2 separate regions of the Homo sapiens genome follow, and region 2 is linked to region 1. A link is a loop called in an ENCODE intact Hi-C map of the cell type or tissue named here. Cell type or tissue: gastrocnemius medialis. All regions are shown on one strand. Links, peaks and the distances in the headings refer to the core of each region. The heading gives the core; the rest is flanking DNA.

Region 1 (6,682 bases), core at 2,136-4,635:
AGCACACTTCTGTCTCAGGGCTCCTGTACCTTTAGAACCCTGTGCCTGGAAGGCTCTTCCCCCAACTATCTAACAAGCCCACTGGATTCTTATCTACATTTATTTTCATCTACAAAATGAAAAGGAAATGAGCACTAACTAACATTGAATCTACTTTACTATGTGGATTTACAGTGGTATCCTGGTCCAGTCTGGTCTGTGGGCCAGACAGACAGTTATGTACTTCCCACAGTGCTTTGGTGACCTCACCAAAAAGGGGACCCACCTCCCAGCAGGGTGGAGGGTTTCTCGTCAATTCATTCTCTTTCAGTATTTTGCAATATATTATGTTTTACTATGCCTGATTAAGTGAATTTCCATATAATTATCTAGTTTCAAGGAAATTGACTCTCACAAAATGATTCCTATTAAAATACGTCTGAAAGGAAGTTAATAATTAAAGATAACACATTTCAAGCACAACAGAAAAACAAGAATACAGCAGAGCTGACTCTTCGCCTGTGCTCCTATGGATACTTTTCATCATATTGTGAGATTAATACCATTACTGCTTAATCCTATGTGACAGGTAGAGAAAATACTCAAAATTGTCAAGAAGATAATTTGGAATATGGGTTATTTGGAATATGTGACAGAGGAACTTTGCCTTATTGTGTCTTATGATGTGAGTTTAGTTAGTGTTACTGTGAAGCAATTGGGATTAGGAAGCTATTTAAAAACTAACATCTGAGCAGCAGAAACTTCTGGATTTGTTTTTTCAACAAGGGTTGAAGTCAGGCAATACTCAATTTAAAACTTAACAGAATTTAAGCCAAGCATAATGTTTAGAAAGATCATCATGGGTACAAATTAAAAGTGGCTAAAATAATACAATATGGCAACAAACCAAAATGTATTTTTTTGCAAGTACTGTTGAAGATGCAAAGAAAAATATATCAGAAAATTAGTATAAATAATACTAAAACAAACTACATATTGGAGGAAGTTTCCTGTATGGTTGGATAAAAAAATATATGTTGCTGGAATATCTCGGCTTATGGCATTTTCAAATTATATTTCAATACTGAAATAAAAAATTACTTCTCTGGGAATCCAAGAAAGAAAGATACTGGAGATAAGTTCTCAAAAGTATATGAAGTCTTTAATTCAAGAAAATGAATATTTTGTAGAAAAACTGTGTACATTGATAATCATTGATAAAGTACTTGGCTTTAGCAGGAACTGACAAATATCTATAGATAGATAGATAGATAGATAGATAGATAGATAGATAGATAGACAGACAGACATATATATATATATATATATATATATATAGAGAGAGAGAGAGAGAGAGAGAGAGAGAGAGAGAGAGAGAAAGAGATTCTAGGGTAAGATTACAAAGGTGCCTTAAATCAAATTCATTCAGTGCATTACTTGTAGGCAAGTTCATGCAGCAAAATAATAGAAGTGCAAAAATGCTACAGGAGGTCATGATTAATTTTATAGAAACTCACATTTAAACCATACTGGAATCTTTAAAATGTAGCAATGATATAGGGAGTGACTAGGAAAAGTTTTTATATCATACAGACATTTGTACCACTGAGGTTCCAATGGTATCTCTTGCAAATCCTTAAAATACTTGTGGAACCTAAGGATATTTCAGTTTTATTTAACAGATAAATGGATGTTCCAAATTTGTTGACGTTTTCTGTGATGACGAGTGGCTTTTAGTTGCTGGTCACCTGACATATATTTTAGGATACTAAGCATGATATATTCCCTAACATGAATTGCTTTGAAAGCAAATTTTCAAAAAGAAATGAAAGAAAATTCTTGAAAATATTTCTATAGTCAAGTGATTTGGGGCTGGAAATTATTTAAATTTATTATTCTTTAAAACATCATAATAGCACATTTAACTAGGAAGAAGAATTTCTAACCCAATTTCATATTTTTCAAATAAAAAGTACAGCAGGCCGGGTGCGGTGGCTCACGCCTGTAATCCCAGCACTTTGGGAGGCTGAGGTGGGTGGATCCCCTAAAGTCAGGAGTTCCAGGCCAGCCTGGCCAACATGGTGAAACCTCATCTCTACTAAAACTACAAAAATTAGCTGGGGATGGTGGCAGGTGCCTGTAATCCCAGCTACTCAGGAGGCTGAGGCAGGAGAATCGCTTGAACCTGGGAGGCAGAGGTTGCAGTGGGCCAAGATGGCACCATTGCGCTCCAGGTTGGGTGACAAGAGCGAGGCTGCGTCTCAAAAACAAAACAAAACAAAACAAAAAAGTACAGCCAGGGTTTAATACTAAAATATACAAATGTAGCCTATTCCAATTAGTTTGTAAGAACAAAGGGTAGACATCAGAGAAAATGAAAATCTACTGGTCAAATTGCAACAAAAATAGTTGCATTATTTATTGACGAAAATGAAAAATGATTATCAGGTAATGATTCATTTCTTCAGTGTGCACCTGCATATATTAAGAGATTATCATTTCAGCTTTGACAGTCTTTAAACTCAAGAACTGAAATAAAGTTTCACTAGACCTTTGAATCATTGTACCCCATGGGGTCACATCAAGATTTTCAAAATCTGAAAAAGTCTGTCAATCACATTGTTCTCACTTAAAAAAAAAGTTCTGGTCAGTGAGAATAAAAAGACATTTTGTATTGTCAAGAAAATAAAATACAAATAGTTTTAAAATATTGTTTATTTCACCTTTTATCTCATGCTTTAAAGTTTTCTTTTTGGGATGTTTTATACTGTACATAAAATATTAGCCCATCAGTACATGTACATATATACTATATTTTATATATATGTACATACACCCTGTATATGGGATATGCTCAAAATTGTTTTAATTTAAGAGGCACAGTCAAACCTTTTGGCTATCACTGGTCTAATGGAGGAAACAGACTTGTGAACAAAAGCTTCAGCGTCAGGCTGCACGTGGGAGCTCAAGGTGAAAGCTGTGTGTGATCACAGCAACATGGAAGAGCAAGTGCTCCCCTCCGACTAGACAATTGAGTCAAACCTCTCAGAGAACTGACTTTAACAGAGATTTCCAGGGTAAGTACAATTTCTCCAAGCATTTTAGGGAAGGTGCCAGGAGATGGGGTGGACAAGCATTCCAGCCAAGGACACAGCAGGGATGAAGCAACCAGGGAGGAACAGTGTTTGAGAGAACTGTGGTATTTTCAAATAGCTAAATGCACTTCTGGGAGGGTGACAGGTGATGGGGCTGGACAGTTTGTCAGCATCCAGATCACAGAGAGCTTCATGTGCCACAGCGGGGCCGTCGGCCTGTGAACAAGCCTCACTGCAGGGTGGCAGCTAAGGGCATGGGCTTTGTCATCAAACTGGCTTCTGTCCTGGTTTTGCCATTTACTAACTATATGATCTTCAATTTTTTACTTAACTTCTCTAAGCCTCAGTTTCCTCCACTGTTAAAAAAAATGATTGTAGGAATATTAGTAACAAAATAATTCCTAAAGTGCTTAACCCATGTCTGCACATAAGATAAAACCAATGTTATGGTTATCTCGATGACAGTGATGGGGAGCCTTTGAAGTATTTTAAGCAGTGATATAACAGGTGATTTAGAAAAATCTCTCTGGCAGCTCTCTGTAGCATGAACTCAAGGAATGTGAAACCAGAAACAAGGAGACCAGTTACAGGGCCAATATAATTATCTAAGAGACAAAAATAAGGACCTGAGCCGAGGTGGTGGGAGCAGGAACACAGAGCAGGAAATGGAATAGGGGCTACTGAGGAGGTAGAAAATCAGTATCTAGACTGCCAGCAAAACACATTGGATTTATAACCTCTTAATAATTTCACCTCTGATATGTCTTGAACTGCATGACAAAATTCTCAAAAATGGTCAGCTGCTTGAAGGTTTTTGCTTCAAAAACAAGGTATCATGCCATAGTTTTCAAGAAGACATGGAAAATCTTGCTAAGAAAATAGAAAATTATCATCCTTCAGAAAGCAGAATTATAAATGTTTCTAGCCTACTTCTATTTTATTTCCTAAATTATTCGTTCTGGAAATAAAAGTTTCAAATAAAATGATTTGACATTAAGTAATTGAGATTATACTTAATGTCAGAACAAGAAAAGCAGGTTTGGTTTAAGGGGTCACAAAAATCTCTCCAGCATGCTCTTGTTGAGATGCTGTCTTCCCGTCCTAACTGGCTGTTCAAACTACACTAGACCCAAAAGTGACATGTCTAGGAGCTTAGAACACAAGCCCTGGTTCCAGGCTCTTTAGATGTGAACCCCAGCTCTGATCATACATACCCATGTGACCTGGAGAAGTCACTTAACCTCTTTGTGCCCCTGTAATGGGGATCTTAACTAAGGGTAACCTCAGAGTTCTGTCATTATATTTAAAAGGTGATTCAAGAAGTGCCTGGCACCTAGTAAACATCATATATGAGTTTCTTAAATAAAATTTTCTCCAGAAGATACTATTAAAGGCGACAAGATATTTGGGGTTAAATGACACTCATTGGTCATGATTACAGATTTCCTAGGATAAAAATAACATGTCCTGAAAAGGTGAAATTCAAGAAGGTAAATTCTGTTAAACAGGATGAAGGAAGAGGGGTGAAGGAAGGGGGAGTATCTATAGGTAGAATCACATAAAATATTGATATGGTTTGCTCTGTGTCCCCACTGAAATCTCATCTCAAATTGCAATCCTCACATGTTGAGGGAGGGAACTGGTGGGAGGGGATTGGATCATGGGGGTGGTTTCCCCCATGCTGTTCTCATGATAGTGAGTGAGCTCTCACAAGATCTGATGGTTTGAAAGTGTTTGGCAGTCCCCGACTCACTCTTTCTCTCTCCTGATGCCATGTAGGATGTGCCTTGCTTCCCCTTCACTTTCTCCCATGATTCTAAGTTTCCTGAGGCCTCCCCAGCCATGTGAAACTGTGAGTCAATTAAACCTCTTTCCTTTATAAATTACCCAGTCTCAAACAGTTCTTTGTAGCAGTGTGAAAATGAACTAATACAGACATAAATCCATAATTCTGTTCAGGAAAGGTCATCCTTCATTTTTTTTTTTTATCAATCCAGCACCCACACTGCTTCAAAATACAAGAGGAGAAGCTAGTCATTTGTGAGTAGGATTATAAAAATCCAAAGATCAATGGTTAGGAAATAGTTATTTGTTACATAATCTAGAGACACAATTTTTCATTCACAATGTTCCAAATGGTAATTCCACCACAATTTGCTGTTCATTTATCTGAAACACACCAGATTTATATGCTAGTTAAAGGAAACTACATCCAATAATCTGCCACATGCAAAGAATTTCACAAAGACTTGAAGATACAGTTTGTTGAGACTCTGGCCATCTCTGCTTTTGAAAAACAGAAAAGAATGATAGACGATTTAGAAACACTAGGTGCCTAAAGTAATCCAAAACCATAAACATGTTCTCATTGAGGTTGTCAAATAATGAAATATCCCTCAAAAGAGCAGACATTATTTTCTTTCTGAGATGAGTCTTTTAACTTCATGAAGGTGTTTACTCTTCAGAATTCTTTAATGAATCTGTTTCAGAAATTCTCCATTTGCTTTTATAAGAACCTCACTGCATTCAGTTTCATCACGAATCTGTTAGAAAAGACACAATAAACTTGGAGTCCATATATTCTTCAGGTTTATTGATAAGCAGACTGGTTCCATTTTCAGTCTTTCTCCCATTGCACATTATCTTACAGATGTGTTCCTGTAATCATTTTCCTTAGGCCCATTAAAAAAAAGAATAGTTTGTTATCAATGTTTTCAAGGATTAAGGTTAGATTTAGTGAGATTCTATTTCATACAAACTCTGTATTAAAGTCATTGCAATTTTCAACAATACTAAGTGACAGCCTGTTCTTTTTATCCAGGCTGACGCAGGGGAGTAGCTTGATGCCCCTAACAGAGGGAAAGAATTATATTTAACTTTGGGCTTCTTTATATAATGCTTTTGCAATTAATTTATTTTTCAGGATCAGTTTTTTTAATCTATAAACTGAGAATTATAAAACTTTATCAACCGAATTAATATTAAAAGAGATAACATATATTAAGACACACTTTGGAAATTATAAGATATACACATGTGAAGTATTTTTAGCCAAATATATAAATTCGTTTATATTCTTAAACACTAATTAACTGACAGAGAGAAGTTATTTTGGAAGCTACATTAAGAAGATTGCTATGAAAAATATGCAAAATATCCAGTTAGGTATAATGTGTATGTCACAATGACACTGCATACTGATGTCCCCATTTGGCAAGGCAAGGATCCTTGCATTTCCTGTGGATGAGTGACTATCTTAAAAGGTGGCTAGATTTGAACCATCTTGCCAAGGCCCTACCCAGAAAGGCCAAACTCAACCAGAGTCTAGCAGGAGAAAGCTGGTATCTTGATGAACCAATGGGCTTGTAGGGGGTACAGAAGAGATTATCAGAAGCCTGATTTCCTGTGTTAGGGGACTGTGCACTAATGAGGCCCTCTAGCTCTCCCGGAAGAAACCATACACATGCTCCAGAATTTGGACACCAGCCTCAGAGAGGACATTAATGGGTCCTCACATTAACCAAAGAAGCACAACACCCAAAGAAGAGAGAAACGCCACCTCATTCAGTTATGAATAAATATATCTATCTGCCCCTTTCCTCTTCACA
Region 2 (6,682 bases), core at 2,504-5,003, 130 kb before region 1:
CTAAGATTGCCACCTGTCCAACAGGAAATGGAAAGAAAACACTTCTCATTCCTGCATACCACACCACTAGACAACTGGAAATACTTCTGGGTCATTACCATCCTAGGATACTTTTAAGCCGATGATCTCAAACCGACTACCTGTGTGTTCCATGTCTTTCCTCTAATTCATGCCGCTCTTTAAATGCTATGTTAAGAATGCAAAGCTATAAAAATGATCTTTTTTCCTGCTGCACCATAAGAAGCCTTTTTTGGTTGTTCTATTAGAAAAGAATTCAAAATGCAAGCATTCAACAGATTTCCTTTGCAGGGAACAAGTAATACAAACAACTGTGTTATATAATGAATAGATTGCTTTTTTCCTTTATCCTGTATTAATCTTAATTGGTTTCCCAAAAAGGCAAATAAGAGACCAAGCTACATCCTGTGGTTGTAACCTCTAGGTAAATTTCCACCAAAAGCAATGAAAGATTTTCCAGAGAAAAAGCAGAAGAATCAGCCCCATTGTTCTGCAGCTGACTTAATTCTCCTCTTTATGTTTTAGAAATACCTAAGGATTACAGTTTTACAATGTATGGAGAAATAGATATGCTAACAACAATGAAATTGTTGTGGGAGCCATATAGAGAAATATCAGAGAAATTATTTAGATCAGAATAGCTCATACAAGGAAGATTTTTTTAAAATATGGACATTGAACAGATAAAGGAGACAGTAATATTTTAATAGGATAGTGAAAAATATAGCAGATTGACAGTGACAGCAGAAAAAGAGCAGGAATACAGATATTTTCAGAAGATTAAAATGGTACTGTGTACCCTCAAACCAGGCAAGTTTTTCTGAGAGGTCTCTAAACATATCTCCTGCATAGAGTAGATGATTTTTCTTGGAGCTGTCATAAATGCTTTATAGTTCTCTACATTAATTCATGTCGAATATTTTCCATGGTTGGTCAGACTCAGACTTAAAATAGATCTGAGAAAGGTCTTCAGGTTTACTTTCAGTACCATTATTCACTTCATAGCCAGCTGGGTGACAACATGGTGTGTGGCCAATTAAAGTTTACAAGGTAACCTTGCCTGAATTATCCTGGTCCATCGAATACAAATAGTAAAGTGAAGGTGAGAGAATAGAATTGCAAGGAACGTGGGAGAAGCAGTTGTCAAAAAGCAAAGCAAACACAAGAAAAAAAATCTGTGAGATCACTCAGAAATGATGCTAATAATTGTGTGCTCTCACCCTACAGTCTCCACACACATGGGGTTCCTCGTGCTTCACAATCAGCCCCTGTAGTCAGTCAGTAAACCTTCAGGTCCCAATCATGTGGTTTCTCCAGGTGAAACAATAGCCATGTACACCTTTATGTGCGTCCTGCCTTTTACATGTTACTTCGTTATCCTGTATACTCTACCACTTGCCTCAGCTGAGGAAAACAAACTTATGCTTTCATGGGCAACTGGAGATGTACTCACTTAGTTCCTTAAGTAACTGGGGAGGGAGGGTGGGAATCAACCTTTAAAGATAATTATCCTTCTTTCCTTATCCCATTTACTTCATTATTACTATTATTATTATTATTATTGAGACAGGGTCTCACTATGTTGCTCAGGCTGGTCTCCAACTCCCGGCCTCAAGCAGTCCTCCTACCTCAGCCTCCCAAAGTGCTAGGATTCCAGGCATGAACCACCATACCCGGCCCCATTTACTTTAAATAAGTTTTCTGAAATGAGTTTATATATGTAAAAACATCTGGCAAAGAACCTAATACATAATAAGTGCTCAGTAATTAAGACCCTCTTTCTTACCCACTTCTTACTAAACTATATACATTCCAACAATCCTCCGAGTATCTTCTCTGTGATATCAAACAGGTGGCTGAGATTGACAGACCAGAGCTGCTCCCTGTCCTTCATAGATTCCTTATTCCTTTAACACTAGTAATAGAGATAAGGCACTACCTAAAAGGGAAATCTCAGTCAATATAGGTTATACCTTCACTACATTTGAACCTTTCACCATAGGAGGACAGCTGTTATGTTACATAAAGGCTGATTCCTGATGTTTGATATCACTGATCACTGTCTTTCTTGTGGCTACAGCACAAATCCTAAGTCTCCTGCTTACTTAATATAACGGTACATGTCTATTTTGGGGTGCTCCTGGATTTTTTAAGTGTGCAAAGAAGATAAATATATTTTAGGTCAATCTGAGTTGGATTTTTGACTCATTAAAAATATTATACTCCTTGGACCCAGATTAGGAGGTGACATATCTGAAATTAAGTAAGTTGAGGACTTTGCTAGGCATTCTCAGGGACTCAAGAAACACTGCAAACAATTCATTTCAAGCAAAGTGGACACTCAGCTTCAGCTACAAGATTACTCTTCCACAACAGATGGTTTCCACACCTGAATTGTGACACCACTTTTCTTGGCTGAGAACTTTGGCCTTGGTGCCACAAAATAAGATGATGAGGCTGATTCTTGCTTTGGCGAGGTGGGAATGCCCACAGGCACTGGGGATGCACTGACTGGTGAGGAGGCCTCTGCAAAGAAGGAAGGAGGAGAGGTATAGGCTGGTACCGAGTACACTGACGAAGCCTGCACATTCGTAGGTGAGGCAGCATTCACTGGCCGGGGAGGAAGAGCTTGCTTCATGGCCAGGGCTGAATTGACCTTGACTGATGACTTCTGGGGGAGGCCATCCTTTGCATCTGGAGGTTGGAAAGTAAACAAGGATGCATTGAGCTGATACGGTTGGTGCTTCATGACATCTAATGCATTGAGGGGTTTCTTTCCCTTTTTCTTGCCCATTTTGGAGGGCTGTGCAGCTGATGGCTGAGACTTGAGAGCAGCCAGTGGGTAAGACGGCGAGTGGATAGGATTATAGGCCACAGGAGGAGGTGCTCGGACATTGGAGGAGTACTTCCAACTGGCCGGGAGAGATGGAGTGGGAGACTGAGCTCGAGCAGCGTGGGCCTGCACCGTGTCTGAATCGACCACATACTTCTCCATTCTCGACTGCCTTTTAGCAAAGAGCTGAGCTCCTCTCCCACTCATTCCTGGAAGCTCATTGGATGGTCCCACTGCACCAGGCTGAACAGCATTGACTGTTGGTGTGGAAACTGTTGGTTTGGGTGTGTAATTCTGACTGGCTACTGCTGCTTGTGGTCCTTTGAAGGGACCAGCCACGTTCAAAGTACTTGCAGGCCGGGCAGGAGGGTAAGAAGGCTGGGCTATTTTGATGGAGGAGACAACGGTGCCCTTTGATGGGTTGGATGTGGGGAAGGCAGGAGGTTGGGTGGGAGCCACTCCTGGAGACCAGACTGGGGAAACTGGAGTTACTGGTTGGGAGGATGAGGACTTGACTGCAGGTTTTGGAGCAACAGGAGGAGGGGTCTTTTGTTTGGCAGAGGAGCTTTGCATGAAATTACAAGCCTCTGCCCCCAAGCTGAGGTAGTCTTCTTCCGGTCCGGAATCACCTCCAGCTCCAGTGCCCCGTTTGCCTTCTGAATTTTGAAGGAGTGACAAGAGTTCAGGATTTGGGCTTACTTTGGGCTCTTTAAAAGTAAACATGGGTTTTGTCGTGCTTCTCCTTTTGGCCTCCTGCAATATTCCTGTTCTTTTTGCTGGCACTGAGATCCTCTCATCTCGGGAAGCTATTCGCTCAGACGAATCGTAAAAGGCTGGCTGGGACCACGGGGCAGGCTGGGGCCATGGAGGGGGCTGTGCTGGGCCAGCAATCGGACTTGAAACCCCTCTGGAGAAGGCGTCAGGGGGAGGAGTGACTGCAGAGTAAGGTGGAGGTGCAGGAAAGTCAGCAATGGGACTCGTCATGTTTCGGGTTGGCGAGAAGGGGGTAGCTGGCTGATTCACAGACCCTGGGAAGGGTTTGGCCGTTCTATTCATGGGGACCATCCTCTGGATGTTTGCTGTCTCAGATGTCCCACTGAAGCCATTCTGTTGGGGAACATGGCCAAGACCATGACTCACCTCGATGTAGCTTTTGCTCACAGAGCTCTGCGTTCTTACCGACTCTTCCTCCTTTCTTTGGTAAGAAGTCGTGGTTCTCAGGCCATCGGTCTGGGCAGCATCTTGTTCTCTGCTTGGCGTTCCACCTACCTTGTCCTCTTCTTTTTGGGCTGTGATCTGATCCATTCTCTCCCTCCTCTTGGCAAACATGAGGGCTCCCTTGCCTGTGGTGTCTGGTAACATCTCCATCTTGTCCCCTCTGTTCAGTTTCTTTTCAATGTCCACCAGTCCAGAATCCCAGTCAAAGTTCACAACTTGTGTGTTGTCGTCAACGTCAGACAATAACTCTTCATCCACCTCTGATTCGCTTGCACCAAGAAATGCTACTTCACATGTATCCTCCTTGTCACCTTCTTCCTCCTCGTCCGCCTCTCGCTCAAGCTCGCCAGTACCGTAGCTAACTAGGGTGTATTTCCTGGCCCTCCGACGTCGCTTCTTAAACATCAACACCCCCTTGGAGTTGGGGTTGGGAGCATCCGTTAGAAGAAGGGCAATGCTTTTGCATTTAGATTTTGCTTCCTTCACTTGTTTTTCTGACAGGCTTTCACTCCTCCTGAGCCCTAGGGAAAGCAAAAAAAAAAAAATTATATTGAGCTGATGAGTTCAAGGAAGACACCACAGCAACTCAGAAATGAACTCTCCTGGGGGAAAATAAATATGTAAAAAATTGCCATTGAGTACAGAATTTTGAAGGAATCCAACACATTTCTTTTTCTTATTTCTCTTAACATGTTTCCTTCTACAATAATATACTGTTCTATTTGTTTACATAAAAATATTTTATATATGCTGATTAGAATATATGTTTCATACATTTGTTTCTCTAGAGATCCTTCCACTTTAATAATAAAAACTGGCTAGTAAATGTCAATTAATAGGATAAAATTAGAATTAAGAAGGACATAATTTAAAGACATAATATTTTCTGAAAAACAAGATGAGACATATCTCATACTTCCATATTTTAAAATAAAGTGTCAATATAAAACTGTTTCCAGGAATCTTAAAAAGGGAGGAGCGTCCCAAGAAGATGTTTTAAAATTTTCTAAATGTTTTAATGTAATGAATTTAGCTATTTAGGTTTTCTTCTTTCTCTTTTTTCTTTTTTTACCCTGACAACCACCCCAAATCTTTCCACTCACAGCTACTGGATTAATATAAATTCAAAACACTGAATTAATCATTGAAGGTACTGAATCAATAATTAAAATTCAAAATATGACATTATTGTAAATACATATAAGAAACTCTAGCTACAAAGTTTTCTAGACAGATTTGTTTGTAAATGTATTGCTATTTTGGAAATACAATATTACTTTCCTTGCAGCAAGAATAAACCTTGGAGAAATTTAAAAATTGACTTGTGACCCACTTAACTGTGTAAAAACTGATGCAGAAATTAAGTCATTTAAAACAAGAATATGATTTTTATTTTATAAAAATAAAAATATTTAAAATTTTCTTTCATTATTACTATTATAAAAAAGAAATGGGTGGCAAATTATAGCAACTAAACATATAGCATCTATCATTTATAATTTATAGTTATATCATATTTTCAATGATAATGACTGTGAGTCCCCTAAATTTTTTAATTCCTCAAAACAGTTAAGTGGAAAATTAAGAAAAAATTTTTGACTATTTTATGATTGAAAATTAGCTCTTTTTGTCACAGACTTAATGGTTAATTTTTTTTAAATAAAATATAATCCAAGGAAATAATTTTATAATATGATTACAGGCATTTACTGGTGATCGAATTTTCTAGAGAAAAATAGTTGAAACTGTGGTTATTACTAAATAGAATTCCTTTTTTGACTAGTGTTATACAACTTATTAAATTGACAGTCACAGTTGCACAGTTGCTGCTAACTTCACTGCCAACATGTAAAGTATGTGAATGGTGTCTCAATACTCTTGTTTAATATGCTATAAATGTGAAGATGGCCTACAGATGCTTAAAGTATAAGGAATGATTAACAGCACTTGCCAATAAAGCTACAAATGGTTATGCTAAAAATATGCTTTGAAAGGAATAACAATAGGTTAGAAGACTTAATATCCTACTTTGAATAACCGAATTCATTGCCATTGTGTATCATATATACAGTCAAGTGCCTTTGCCTGTCAGCCTTTACATCCTCAAATAAAATTCCAAAATTAGTAAAAAAAAAAAAAAAAACAAACAAAAATAAACGTGAAATAAAACAATAGAAATCCTAACACCTAACTGCAATTCTTATCCCAATTCTCCTTTCTGTCTTCTCTCCCCTGGGTAAAACAAAATGCCATACAAAGCACTGAATTTAAATATATTTTATGTTTGGAGACATTTAAATGCCTCCACATGGCCCTGGAGACTGACTTCTGTGTCTAGAAGGTAGATGAAACACTTTGCAGTCAAATGAAGACTTACACAACGGAGAGGATCATGTAACTGCTCAGTATACACATGTCCTTGTCTGTCAAACTCACTTCTGCAAGCATCATCAAGCTGCACAATGATTTTTTTTCAAAACAAGGATCTGCTTTTGATATCAATGGTAGAGCTTTTATTTTAAAGACACCTCTCAGTAGCAGACTCAACAGTTTTTGACATTTAAACTGAGTCCACATGACTTCAAGTGCTTTCTTATGCTATTTTAACATGAA

What was found. A loop is a pair of places that touch in the nucleus more often than their neighbours do. Peaks named below come from ENCODE experiments on the same cell type or tissue, not always from the same donor. Only the 100,000 strongest peaks of a DNase experiment are listed, where the experiment ranks them.
Region 2: a loop joins it to region 1, with 6 times the contacts of the local background. A loop is called at or near these places in 4 of 110 quality-filtered maps.

What each region holds. Positions count from the first base shown.
Region 1 is chr4:118,895,339-118,902,020 of GRCh38, reverse strand. All of the region lies in intron 1 of SYNPO2 (synaptopodin 2), which reads right to left. Among named protein-coding and RNA genes, the nearest start is that of SYNPO2, 9.8 kb to the right of the region's middle. In gastrocnemius medialis, for the core only: no CTCF peak of the experiment used is centred there; DNase peaks (open chromatin) are centred at 3,020 and 3,210; H3K4me3 peaks cover 518 bases; H3K27ac peaks cover 2,500 bases.
Region 2 is chr4:119,027,753-119,034,434 of GRCh38, reverse strand. It overlaps SYNPO2 (synaptopodin 2), which reads right to left. Exons shown (of 5, transcript NM_133477.3): 4 at 2,408-4,590. Among named protein-coding and RNA genes, the nearest start is that of SYNPO2-AS1, 46 kb to the right of the region's middle. RefSeq lists an enhancer at 2,264-2,763. In gastrocnemius medialis, for the core only: no CTCF peak of the experiment used is centred there; DNase peaks (open chromatin) are centred at 2,978, 3,964 and 4,401; H3K4me3 peaks cover 2,500 bases; H3K27ac peaks cover 2,500 bases.